Linked DNA regions of Homo sapiens: region 1 is linked to region 2. A link is an interaction called in ENCODE POLR2A ChIA-PET data of the cell type or tissue named here. Cell type or tissue: Panc1. All regions are shown on one strand. Links, peaks and the distances in the headings refer to the core of each region. The heading gives the core; the rest is flanking DNA.

The links. ChIA-PET counts read pairs that join two places held together with the same protein. Peaks named below come from ENCODE experiments on the same cell type or tissue, not always from the same donor. Only the 100,000 strongest peaks of a DNase experiment are listed, where the experiment ranks them.
Region 1: POLR2A ChIA-PET joins it to region 2 with 6 read pairs; 1 of 35 experiments calls an interaction of 5 or more read pairs at or near these places.

What each region holds. Positions count from the first base shown.
Region 1 is chr5:143,263,379-143,266,950 of GRCh38, forward strand. No RefSeq gene overlaps it. Among named protein-coding and RNA genes, the nearest start is that of ARHGAP26-IT1, 73 kb to the left of the region's middle. In Panc1, for the core only: no CTCF peak of the experiment used is centred there; no DNase peak of the experiment used is centred there; H3K27ac peaks cover 202 bases.
Region 2 is chr5:144,154,850-144,158,248 of GRCh38, forward strand. It overlaps YIPF5 (Yip1 domain family member 5), which reads right to left. Exons shown (of 6, transcript NM_030799.9): 6 at 3,313-3,399. Among named protein-coding and RNA genes, the nearest start is that of YIPF5, 14 kb to the right of the region's middle. In Panc1, for the core only: no CTCF peak of the experiment used is centred there; a DNase peak (open chromatin) is centred at 2,169.

The sequences.
Region 1 (3,572 bases), core at 468-2,967, 890 kb before region 2:
GCTTTATAAGTCACCGTGGCCAGTGCCTTTGAAGATATTTTCAAATTGTTTACTGGCATTGTGCATTAAACTCTTTCTTCAGAGTAGGCTCTGTGAGCCAGAAAAATAGTAACCTTTTTCTTTGTTAATACTAAAATTTATGTTGACCGTATGATTCACAAACTTTTGACATTATGTTATCTCCTTGTGGTGGTTACATTATCCCTTTGAAGACAGATATTAATATTCTTCTTGTATATATGAAAAATATACTCAGAAAGATTAACAATTGCCCAAGGATTCACAACTAATAAGTTGCTCATGTAGGCTTTCGATTTCATTTCTCTTGATTTTTTTCCCTCACAGCTGTGAACCCCGTATATCTGAGACAGGTCTCAGTTAATTTAGAAAGATTTTTTTGCCAAGGCCTGTCATGACACAGCCTCAGCAGGTCCTGACCACATATGCCCAAGGTGGTCAGAATACAGTTTGGTTTTATACATTTTAGGGAGACATGAGACATCGATAAACACATGTAAGATGAACATTGGTTCAGTCTGGAAAAGGTGGGACAACTCCAAGTGGGGAGGGGGCTTCCAGGTCATAGGTAGATAAGAGACAAATGGTTGCATTCTTTTGAGTTTCTGATTAGCCTCTCCAAAGGAGGCAATCAGATATGCATTTATCTCTGTGAGCAGAGAGATGACTGATTAGAATGAGAGGCAGGTTTGCCCTAAGCAGTTCCCAGCTTGACTTTTCCCTTTAGCTTAGTGATTTTGGGGCCCCAATATTTATTTTCCTTTCTCACAGAACTCTCTTCTAAATGTAGAATGTTCTCTTAACAAATATAAAAATGATGATATTAATACAATTCTCAATAGTTGCTCTTACTGCTTTAGTGATATGAGAAAACAAAAATTTAACTTAAAGTCTCAGTAACATCTGCATTTACAAGTCTCTGGTCTACCAAAACACCCATTCACTTAGAATAGTGCTAGGCCCTGGAGAAACAGCTGGGTCAAGACATGGCCCTGGCTGGGTGTTGTGGCTCACACCTAGCACTTTCGGAGGCTGAGGTGGGTGGATTGCTTGAGCCCAGGAGTTCAAGACCAGCCTGGGCAATTAAACCTTGTCTCTACAAAAATTAGCTGTGAGTGGTGGCATGCACCTGTAGTCCCAGCTACTTGGGAGGCAGAGGCAGGAGGATCATTTGAGCCCAGGAGGTGGAGGTTGCAGTGAGCTGAAATTGTGCTATGGCACTCCAGCCTGGGTGACAGAGTGAGACCCTGCCTCAAAAAAAAAAAAAAAGTATATGGCCCTGTTGGTGAGAAGATCTCACTTTAGGGAGTGTAGACAAATCAATTGACTGTAATGTGTGTGCTGGATGCTGTAAAAGAGATGTGTCTTGTGGTATACAGGGGAGGGGATGGGCCCTGGAAAAGCCTTCCCTAAGATGATGTGTATGAAAGAACCAGATCAGAGAATGGCAGTTCAGGTAGAGGTAGCTCTATGAGCTGAATGGTATGGAGGACCAGAGGAGATGTCGACTGGAAATTTCAAGTGGTCTCAATGATGCAAACTTGGGGTGTATTTGCATATATTGAGTTAAAAGTTTGTGTTGGGGAAGATGGAACAGAAAATAGGCCTAAAGAGGTAAGTTAAGACTAATTTGAGAAGGGCCTTGCCAAATGTCTTTGGTTTTCTATTCAATCTATGGAAAAGCATCAGAGGCTTTTGAATGGGAGACCTGCATGATCAGATCTGATTTAGAAAGAAAATGGAAAGCGGTGGTGAGGATGGTTTGTGGTGCAGTGAGAAAACAATCAGGACAATCAGTTGAAGGTTTTTGCTGTGACTCAGGTGAGGAATAATAAGGACCTGTATGGCAGAGCTAGTGGTACTTTAAAAAAAAGACAGGTATTCCAGGTTTTTTAGTTGGCAAGTAGAATTTTCATATGTTAGTGATGGTCACAGTTTGTAACCTGAGAATGTTTATTTGAGCTATTTTCTAGTTCTTAATGTTCTTTACTAAAGAAGGACATCTAAGTCTGTGACTTACTGATTTTTTTCTAAAGGCAGTATTTGTTGGCTCACGGAAGTTGCAGATTGCCTTACAGAGAACTCTGATTCTGCAAGTTTGAGGGTTTTTTGCATTTGTTTTTAAACTTCAAATTTATTGAGACCTAATTTACATACAGTAAAATTCACCCTATTTAGTGTAGAGTTCACAGTTTTGACAAACATATATCGTCAAGTATGTAACTACCACCACAATCAAGGTATCAACCTATAAAGTTCTTTCCTGTGCCTTTGTAGTCAGCTGCCTCCTCTAACCCCCAGCACCTGGCAACCACTGATGTGATTTCTGTTCCTATGGATTTGCCCTTATTTACATAATATCACATAGATGGAATCATACAGTATGAAACCTTTTGTGTCTGACTTCTTTCACTTAGCATAGTACTTATGAGATTCATTCATGTTAATGCATGTACCAATTATTCACGTTGACTGCTGAGTAGTATTTCCTTGTAGGAATATACCACAAATTATTTATCTTTTCATTTGTTGATGGATGTTTTTATTGTGTCCACTTTTTAACTGTTGTAAGTAAAGCTGCTGTGAACATTCATGTACAAATGAACACATCTTTACATGGACATATAATACTTTTGGGTTAGTACCTAGAGGTTGAAAGTCTAGATTATATGGGAGATGTATATTTAACTTTTTACGAAACCACCATACTGTTTGTCATAGCAGTTGTACCATTGTAGATTCTCATCAGTAGTGTATCAGAGTTCCCCTTCCTCCACATCTTCACCAACACTTGGTATGGTCAGTCTTTTAAATTTAGCGTTGTAATAGGTACATAGTGATATCTCATTGGGTTTAGTTTGTATTTCTCTAATGACTAATAATGATCATCTTTTTATGTGTCTATTCTCTATCTGCATTTCTTCTTGGTGAAGAATCTATTTAAATATTTTGCCCATTTTTGTGGGGTGAGGATTTTTTTTTCTTATTTTTGAGCTTTGAGAGTTCTTTACATATTCCAGACACACAAGGTTTTTTTTTTTTTTTTTAAATCAGGTTTATGCTTTGCAAAGATTTTTCTCACAATTTTTGGCTTGTCTTTTCATTCCCATAAAATTGTCTTTTGAAGAGTAGATATTTTAAATTTTGATGAAGTCCAGTTTATCAATTTTTTAAATGAATTATGTTTTTAGGGTCATGTCTAAGCAATTTTTGCCTAACCCAAGGTCACAAAGATTTTCTCCATTGGTTTATTCACCAGTTTTATAGTTTTAGATTTTACATTCACGTCTTTTTTCCATTTTGAGTTAATTTTTGTATATGATGTGACCTATGGATCCAAGTTCATTTTTAAAAACATACTTAGCTAATTCTCACAGCACATTTGGTTAAAAAAAGGTTATTCTTTATTGCATTGCCTTTTTAAAGGCTATTTTTTAAAGAGAGGTTTTAGGTTCACAGCAAAATTAAGAAGAAGGTACAGAGATTTCCCGTATACTCCCTGCCCCCCAAATCTGTAGCTTCTCCATTATCGTCTCACCATGAGAGAGATAGAT
Region 2 (3,399 bases), core at 900-3,399:
AAGATTAGTAGTCGCCAGGGTATGAAGGGGAAAATTGAGAGATAAAGGGAATTTTTGCGGGCAGTGGGGGGTGATAGAAATATTCTGAAAATAGTGGTGGGTGATGATTGTACAACATTGTGAATATGCTAAAAAACATTGAATTGTACACTTTAAAATGGTTAAAATGGTAAATTTTGTTATATGTTATATATATTTTATTGAATTTCAATTCAATAAAAACAAACTTAAAAGGTAAGTGCATGTATGTATTAATGTGTACACAAGTCACTAGGAAGAATTGGGTACCTGTGTGTATAGTCTGATAAAATGTATGCTAATCTATTTAAAGGCAGTTATGTGGGGAATGAAATTTGGGGATAGAGGGGCAATTTCACTTGTTCAGTATTAATATTCTTCTGGGAAAAGGTACTATATATATTTTTGTCTTTATTAAAATCTATCCTAAAACCCTTCTCTTGAACTCTAGAAACATAGATGTTCTGGTGGTTGCTCTGCCTCCCATTCCCCTTTCCATGTTTTTTAAAAAGTTTATTAACATATAATTTACATACCACAAAATCCACCTATTTTAGTATACACTTAAAATTTAGTTAGTAAACATACAGTTGTGCAGCCATCACCACTCAAAAAGTTCCCTCCTGCCTCATTTGCCGTCAGTCTCCACTACCACCTCCTGGTAACTATTTATCTGCTTTGTCTTTATAGATTGGCCTTTTCTAGATATTCATATAAATGGAATCATATGATATGTGGCCTTTTGTATTTGGCTTTTTCTTTTACTTGGCATATTTCTGAGGGTCATCCATTTTGAAATAGATTATCAATAATCTGCTTTTTATTGCTGTGTGAAGGTATTATCAAGATGACAGTGTACCTAGAAAAGGAAATAAAGATTATACATTTAGAAAACTAAAAATTAAAACACAGAAAACAAAAAGGCTTTTAGTGCCATTCATTGCCTAAAGACTACCAAGTTCTCCAATATTATCAGACCATGAAACTGATAACTGAAAGCAAACGTGTCATTAAATTTTACAGACACTCCTTTGCGTTATATTCTAACTAGGAAAATAGAAAATAACTATTTTTTCTGTTTGTAGGAAAATAAAAGTCATCCAACTAGATTAAAAGTATAATTTACAAGCATGTTAAATGTTTCTGCTGAGTACTTATTTGTTTTCTCATTTTTTTCTTTATTCATGTGTGTGCCACAAGTGCTGATAAGCTATTGAAAACACCTTAATGCATAATTAATCACTCTGCAAGCAATCAGCAGATTTAGTGCTAGTTGCAGAAATAAACCAAATTCATACATGCAAGGTAAGCCTAATTAGTTAAGCTCACAAAAAAATGTAATATCCGATTTTTGGAACCTAATGTGCTCAAGAAAGTATTTGTGCTTTTAAATTAGAACAGCTCTCTATTTAATTAGTCCTCATTTGAGTATGTAATCATTTTAATTTATTTACACAAACACAGGACATTGTGCTCCATCAGCAGATAATGTTCTTCATTAACCAGAGTAGGAACTTTGTGCTCAAGGGCAGCAGAAATATTTCCACCTGTGATGCAAAATCAGAACTGCATACTATCAAACTGCATTCTTTGGTTTTGATGGTCACCATCCTAAGATACATATTTGTTAATAATAACATAAGTTTAAGTACTCTACCAATCCATAGAAATTGACAATTTAAATATTTAATGTTTCATTTTACCTATTGCCCAGTTACAAAATGGATATTTAATTATTAATGAACAAATTAACTTACTGAAATTCAAGTATTAGTAATGTACTACAATTCAAACTTCAATAATTTGGATGGTGGAGAAGCAGAGTTAATTTTTTAAAAAGTTAATTCTTTCTTCATTAGGGGTGCAAAGTAATGATAGCCTAGATTGTAGAGAGTGGGGAGGCTAGGTTTTATTCAGACTGTATAAAAACAAACACTGTATGCTTGGCAGGGTAATGACATCATTCTTATGTATTCATTAAAGCACATAAAGCAATTCTTCCTTAAGGCGTTTCCAACAACCTTGAAACCTTGTTACTGGCACACTGCTTCCGATAAATCCTAAATACACTCTAAAAAGATAAAGAGACACTCTCATTAACTCATCTGCAGTATGTTTTTGCTACTAAATAACAGTTGAAATTTGACATGTCACAAAATGAGTCAGTGGATAGCATGTGAGGGCAGCTTTAACATGAGGAATTGTTTGGGTAGGAGGCTTGCTCTAGGTAGTATTTTGAAGGAAGGCCCAGGGCTAGTCTTTGGTAAGTATGCTTCATTGTACAATCTGTACCATGAGAGCTGCTATATTGTTTTGAAAACTTTCCATACTACTTTATGAAAGGCTAAATACTTGCTATATACAACTTTTTTTTTGTTTTCTTCCCACAAAGAAAGAGAAACAACTTGTCTGAGTAACTACATCAGATCTGCTTTATATAACAGCATGGCAAATGTAGCCTTGATTTCCCATAACTCTTCATGATATAGAGCATCTCTACAGAATAATATTTTAACTTGTACAATTTCCCTTTACCCAAAGTTTAAAATTCTTCCATTTATGTGAAAGAAAACTAGTGTATAGTTCACATCAGAAAGGCTCCCTTTTTCTGTAGGTAGTAAGTACTGCAAGCATAATTGCATAATTTTAACTTTAGAGACAACTGACTTAGCTTTGGAGCATATTTGAGTTTAGCAATGCCTATTAAGGTTAAAAATACAAATTTGCAAAATACCAAATGTACAATGCTAAATTCTATCCCAAATCATGTCATTAGATACATTTTAAAAAACTCTCTTTGATTAGGTGGCCACTATCCAAGGATAGTATCTTAAGATTTCTAGAACTTTGCATAATCTGCCTAACTATAACTGGAAAAAGAATGTCTATTTCCATAAGCCTAGTTATACAGCTCTTGAAAATACCCATTGGTAAACACAGTATTATAGCAATGCTATAAAATATACATTTACTCCATATGTAAAGTCAACTACATGATCTTGGCATGTATACATGTATGAGTAACACACTAGTGTTAAGTCAATTTGCCACTCCACTCACAAGTACAGTATTTGGAGATAAGGCGTGTTTCAGTCTGTTACCCCCACGATGAGTTTCAGTTACTCAATGACAATCACTGGATGAGCTTTTAGCTATGGTGTCTCTAGTGTTTAAAGATACCTGCATGCTTTTAGTATAAAATGGGCCTAAAGCAAGGCAGGTAATCTACCTGGTACTTAACTGAAGAAACCAATCTATTCCAATGATAGACAAAAAAAAAGCGCCACATAGTACTTTTTGAGACACAGTACAACAGTCTTTAATGTATATATAAATATGCCTACATAACAGAGTTTGATAAGAGAAGTTTTGGCTATATAC